2 separate regions of the Homo sapiens genome follow, and region 2 is linked to region 1. Evidence: chromatin loops called from intact Hi-C (ENCODE). Cell type or tissue: MCF 10A. All regions are shown on one strand. Each heading gives the region's core, and the rest is flanking DNA. Links, peaks and the distances in the headings are about the cores only. Region 1 overlaps LOC124902862 (a long non-coding RNA gene). Region 2 overlaps PRMT8 (protein arginine methyltransferase 8).

Region 1 (2,909 bases), core at 310-2,809:
AGGTTGGGCTTCTCAGGTCAGGCCTCACCAGATGGTGAAGACCTGGACTGGGGAACGTTCAAGGCAGAGGAGAGGTAAAGCCACAGCTTAGGTCCTGCTGGGAAGTGCTGGCTGCCAGGAGGCTGCTGTGGAAATAACTGTAGGCCTGAGAAGTCAGCATCTTTAAGGGCGAGTGGGGTGGTGAGAGGACAATTCGGCAAGTCCCATTGACCGACAGGCAGAGTGGCAGCTTACTTGGCATTTCAAACAAACAAAAAATCCACACAAAGAAAACATTCCTGCCTATTCAGAGCTTACAGCCTAAGAGGGGAGGGAAGCTAAACCCTGGACTGGGATCACATGAAAGGAGATGAAATGAGGGATGCACAGAGGACACTGCACGGGGAATCAGGTAGGCTGGAGAGGAGAGGGGTCAGTCCGGGAGACCGTCCTGAAGAGTGGCCTGTGATGGAAAAGGCCAGCAAGAACCATGGAAGCTGCTGAAAGGGTGCAGGGAAGCCACGGTTCCTTCCCTCCCCACGCCCCTCGCTCACTCTAGTCCTGGCTCCCTTTACACAGGCCTAATATGACCAAACAGCACCCTTAGGACTCCTGGGCCTCGGGCCCCAGTGTTGAGTCTGGCAGCAGATCCCCAAGGGGTAGAGTTTGCACTGGTGGCTGGGTGTCGCCGTCAGCAGGTGAGGGAGCGCATGGGGAATGCAGATTCCCAGGCCAGCCCTGCCAAGTCTGAGTGAGTCCCCTGGAGGCTACTGCTGCTGGGACTGTGCGGTGCCGTAGGACATGATTTCTGACCTCAGAGGCCCTGCTTTCTCCTGGGGAAGCCAGACGCTGCATTCCGCATGCCATCGTGACCTTGAAGTAGGGCTGAGAATGAGGTGTCTGGGTCAGGAACTGGTGAGCGCGGTCAGGGGACACCCTTAGGAGAGGAGCTTGCCCTTCACAGCCAGGGCAAATGCTGGGGCGCAGCCATGCTGGCTGTCTCCTCGTCTGTTCTGCCCACACATCTCCTGCGGCACCCTGTGGTCTGTGTCCTGACGTGGCCCGACTGTGGACCCCCTTGTCCTCCTGCCCGCTGTGTCTATTTCTCAGCTCCTGCTATGCTAGGTCTGGGCTTCCGACGCCGGCCCTGCTCCGGCGATTGAAAATGACTGCAGCCTCGGGTGCAGCCTTGTCCTCAGCGTTCAACACGGGGTGCCTCGTGTGCTCCTCATGGCACATTTACCATGGGCTTTTTCAGGTTTCGAGAAGCAGCGACGTGCTCGGGTCACCTCAGGGCGGAGGGTTTGCAGGAAGGCCAGGCACAGCAATGCGGGCGTCAGCCTAGCCCAGCCTCTAGAGAACTGGAGCACCACGGGGCTCAAAGGGGCCTGGGGCCAAACACGGAGGCCCATCTGACTTGGCTCTGTCTCTGCTCCTAGCCCCTGCTGTCTCTTCACTCTCCTGCAGCTTAATGCCGCCCCCGCCCACCCCGCGCCCTGTGTCTTTTGGCTTCTGTTTTGCCTTCTCCTGAAGCCGCTTCTTCTGACTCCCTGACGGGGAGCCTGCGGATGGATTCCCAGGACCTGGTTCCTCAAGGCGGCTGCTGTTGGCTCAGACATCCCCGGCCAGGGTGTTGGTGCCACAGGGAGCAAGAGGGCAGGCAGCCACCTGGGCTCCCCTAAGAATCACTCACTCCAGAGGGAGAATATTTAAGGTTTGAATCACTGACGTTAATCAGAGGCCACGTGATGTAAAAGCACTCTAGGGGAGGGGGGTGTCTAGGAAGGAAGGGAAACTAAACCACAAAAGAAGCCCGTCATGCCCAGCCCTGGAGGAGAGAGGAGGAGCAGGGGCCAGGGAAGACGGGGCGGGCAAGAGCGGCATGTGGCATTTCTCAAGCGGGAGACCAAGTTCAAAGGGAGCACAGCACTCCCAGTGAAACCACCCCTATAAACTTCATAAAATGAATCAGGACAAAAGGAAGGGGAGGAGTGAAACCAAACCCAGCTTGCAGCGCACTTCGTGTTCACCGCGGGTCGGCCTGCGCTCCCACCTGCTTCCTCGTGTTGTTTGCTGCCTATTGACCTAGAATCCCACAGACCCCGCTACAAGGTTATAGTCACCCTAAGGGTCCTACAGATAACAACTGGAGCAGTACGAAATGTTAAGTCTTCCCTTTGAGATAGTCCTTCAGGTCCTACATACCTGTGAAATTACCACGTCAGCTGGTCTAAAGGACCCCATAGGAGCTGACGCACCAAAGAATGCAGTTTCTACATTCTGGTGAATTCATCCGCCTTACCCCAACCAATCAACAGCTCCAATTCTCCAGTCCCTTGTCCTCCACAGTCCCCTTAAAGACTCCAGCCCAGAAATCCTGGGGGAGATGGAGTTTGGGGGCTCCTCCTATCTCTTAGCTCAGTGCCCTGTGACCATTAAACTCTTTCTCTGCTGCAGCCCTAACTGGTAACTGGTCTGTTACTGTGCGGTGGGCATAACTGGTCTGTTACTGTGTAACTGGTCTGCTCCTGTGCAGTGGGCATACGAACCTGTTGGTCCTATAACACCAGTCCCTCACGAAAGCACCAGATTAATTTTCGCACCCTTTGTGGCTGCAGATTGGAAGTGGAGGATGAGGGTGAGGGGAGGTGCCTTCTAGCCTGGGCTTGGGGTGTGGAAGGCAAGAGGGGAAGAGAACCCACAGACAGGATGGAGGGAGGGGTGAGCTGCTTCAGGCGTCGATGCTGCCCTCACTTGTGCTCTGCCCTCCTTCTCCCTAAGGGGAATTGACTCACGCCCTTTCCCCTTGCCACCCTGAACAAAGAAATGCCACTCACTGCCCTGTGATGCAAGCTCTTCACACATGCATGGGAGTAGGTGTGTGCATGGAGGAGGCACCACGCTAGCCTGCTCTCTGGGCTCGGTCCTGG
Region 2 (2,909 bases), core at 201-2,700, 69 kb after region 1:
TCTTCCTTTGAAAAAGTAAAAAGAATAAATCAAAGTCTCAGAAAGTATATTACTAAACTAATCTTAGAAACTAAAATGCCTTTGACCAAATGTCTCCCAATAGCACTCCTTAGGATTAAGACAGCCCCCACAAAAAACTGGAAATTGTCCCCTTACAAGTTGTTATATGGACTCCCGTATTTAGGTAGGACCACTAACTTTCCTACTATAAAACTCAAAAACCAATTTAAAAAAAAATTGTATACTGGCCATATCCTCCACCCTGTCATTCCTTAGGTTAAAAGGACTTCTAACTCAAACCCTGTCTCTGAAGTTCACAGTTCACCACTTCCAGCCTGGCAGCTCAGTGCTAATTACCACTTAAAGAAAAACAAGCTCAGGCCGGGCGCGGTGGCTCACACCTGTAATCCCAGCTCTTTGGGAGGCCGAGGTGGGAGGATCACAAGGTCAGGAGTTCGAGACCAGCCTGGCCAAGATGGTGAAAACACATCTCTACTAAAAATACAAAAATTAGCTGGGCGTGGTGGTGGGTGCCTGTAATCCCAGTTACTTGAGAGGCTGAGGCAGAGAATTGCTTGAACCCAGGAGGCGGAGCTTGCAGTGAGCAGAGATTGCACCACTGCACTCCAGCCTGAGACTCCATTAAAAAAAAAAAAAAAAAAAACAAGCTCCACCCAAACTGGGAAGGTCCCCATCAGGTGCTCCTAACCACCAAACCACCGTGCAAATAGCTAAACAAGGGTAAATACATTACACTAGGGTCAAAAAACTGGAAAACAAACAAACAAAAAACAAACAAACAAAAAAAAACAGAAAAAAATGAAACAAAGGGAAAAGGGTAAATGGGAAGTGTATAAATCACCTAAGAAACCCTTAAAGCTAACTCTAAGGAAAACCTAAAAGGAAGCTATAAGCAGGCTCCGTCATTGGGGGTGGATGCGGTTAGAATTAATTCTACTACCAGGGGTAAGGGGGTTCACAATTATTAAATGGAGCCTGATAGAAAAAAAAAATCCCATCAAACTAATAGTCAGCAGAATTAAAACCTCCACCCCCCAAACCATAAAGTTCAATGCCTGCCAAGTCTTACAGTGTGAAAATTTAGGAAACCAAAGGCAGCTGTCACAAGCGAACAAATATCTATGTCCTAAAACAGGTTGCTATTGGGAAAAGCCCTGTGCTAGCTGAAATGGGGTCTGGTAAACCACCCAATTTCAAGGCTGGGTGAGTCACTCTTCCAAAAACAAACCCTTAAAAAAGAAAATACATTTGTATAAGGGCCCTACGCCACCTAACTGTAAAAATTTAGAATGCAATCCTATATTAATTACCATAAACAACCCAGCTACTCTAAACCAGGAAGCTTGGAGGTATGGATTAGGAATAAATATCTCAGGAAGGGATCCTGTAGGACGGTTAGCTTTTAGGCAAGTCACCATCTCCACCCCAAGCCCACCCAGGATTACTGTCACTCCCCATCCCACTACTTCCTTTAACCCACCAGACAACCCTAAGAGAGTAAAAATAATTAAAATAACTAACTTAAGGCAAATTTAAAAAGTTAAGACTGAATATGGGGGTGTAAATGCCTGGGTTAAATGGGTCAAATTTTCAATACTAGCTCTTAATAAGAGCGACTGTTACGCATGGTCTGCTGGGCGGCCTCAGGCACAGGGTAGTTCTGTTTCCCCTGAAATGGAATACCAATCCCAAAGGCAGGCATTGCATGTTGGCTCTGTACTAAAACAGAAATGCATGGGGAAATAAGACTTACAAAAGCCTATCATTGCTCTTTCCTGCCTTACGAAGGTCAAGTTCTAGAGCAATCCCCTTGTTCTCCATAGGGAATATAAACCACTCCTTCTGCCTCTCTATGCAGGGGCAAAGTTCAATAAGCCTATGGGAAAACTCCCAACTTGTACACACATCCTAAACGTTACTGATGAGTCAAACAAAGGCGACTACTCGGCTCTTCATATGCCCTGGGCTAATGTCTGGTGGTACTGTGGGAAGAGAAACCTCAGTAACCTGTTAGTATCCAATTGCACCGGAACTTGTGCCTTACTTAGTTCAACTGGCCATTCCATTCACCTTGACATTCCATAAAAATCCCCAAGAATCCACATGGCCACCAAAGGTGGAAAAATTTAATAAGTTCTTTTAATTCCAACATTTATGGTAACTCAATAGGAGTTCCTAATGGAGTATCTAATAAATTTAAAAACGAAAGAATACAAAAATAAATGTGGAAATGGGAACAATAAGAGTAAAAAGAAAAAGAAGAAGGAATTAAAGGAAACAACGCATACAGTGGTCCATTTCCAAGACAAAGTGCCTTAAATTGGCTTAGGTCAGCAAACTACAGAAGAAACAGGAAATACTAGGCCCCTGCTTCGATAGCTGATGCCTGCTTGTCAGCCTCCCCACCTTCCCCCTCTTCCCCGCCCCTTAGTTGCCCTCACCCGAACCAAAGAAGTTTAGTCTAAGATGAGTTTACTAGCCTACAGAATAGCTTGTTTTGTGGGTTCTTATCAGCCTGCCCAGCTACTTAGGTCATAAATCAAATACTTGAAGAGCCCCTGAGCTAACTAGAATTGCAATGCATTGTGGGCTGCAACAAAATGCAGCAAGACAATCTAAAAAAAAAAAAAAAAAAAAGCACCTGAAGCCCCTACCCAACAATCAATAGGCGACATTTGGGAAAATTGTGACCCCATGTGTCCAGTCTATAAGGAAACGGGAGAGGGACCTGCCCACTAGGGGATAAATTGCTTGTTAAAACTGTGCTGGATGTGCTTGCCTATCAAACACCCAATCTTGCAAAACCATCATTGAAAGTCTCGCTTTCACTGTTCTCCAAGTCTCTGAGTCCATTGTTTGGGTTTAAATGGGTAAGTTTGTTTCTCAGA

The links. Hi-C counts contacts between places; a loop is a spot of excess contacts. Peaks named below come from ENCODE experiments on the same cell type or tissue, not always from the same donor. Only the 100,000 strongest peaks of a DNase experiment are listed, where the experiment ranks them.
Region 2: it touches region 1 in a loop (9-fold over the local background); 2 of 110 quality-filtered maps call a loop at or near these places.

The regions. Positions count from the first base shown.
Region 1 is chr12:3,452,722-3,455,630 of GRCh38, forward strand. All of the region lies in intron 1 of LOC124902862 (a long non-coding RNA gene), which reads right to left. It also overlaps a transcript of PRMT8 not described here. Among named protein-coding and RNA genes, the nearest start is that of PRMT8, 37 kb to the right of the region's middle. In MCF 10A, for the core only: no CTCF peak of the experiment used is centred there; DNase peaks (open chromatin) are centred at 1,770 and 2,790.
Region 2 is chr12:3,522,005-3,524,913 of GRCh38, forward strand. The region is part of intron 1 of PRMT8 (protein arginine methyltransferase 8); the gene reads left to right. Among named protein-coding and RNA genes, the nearest start is that of THCAT155, 31 kb to the left of the region's middle. In MCF 10A, for the core only: a CTCF peak has its summit at 1,297; a DNase peak (open chromatin) is centred at 1,257.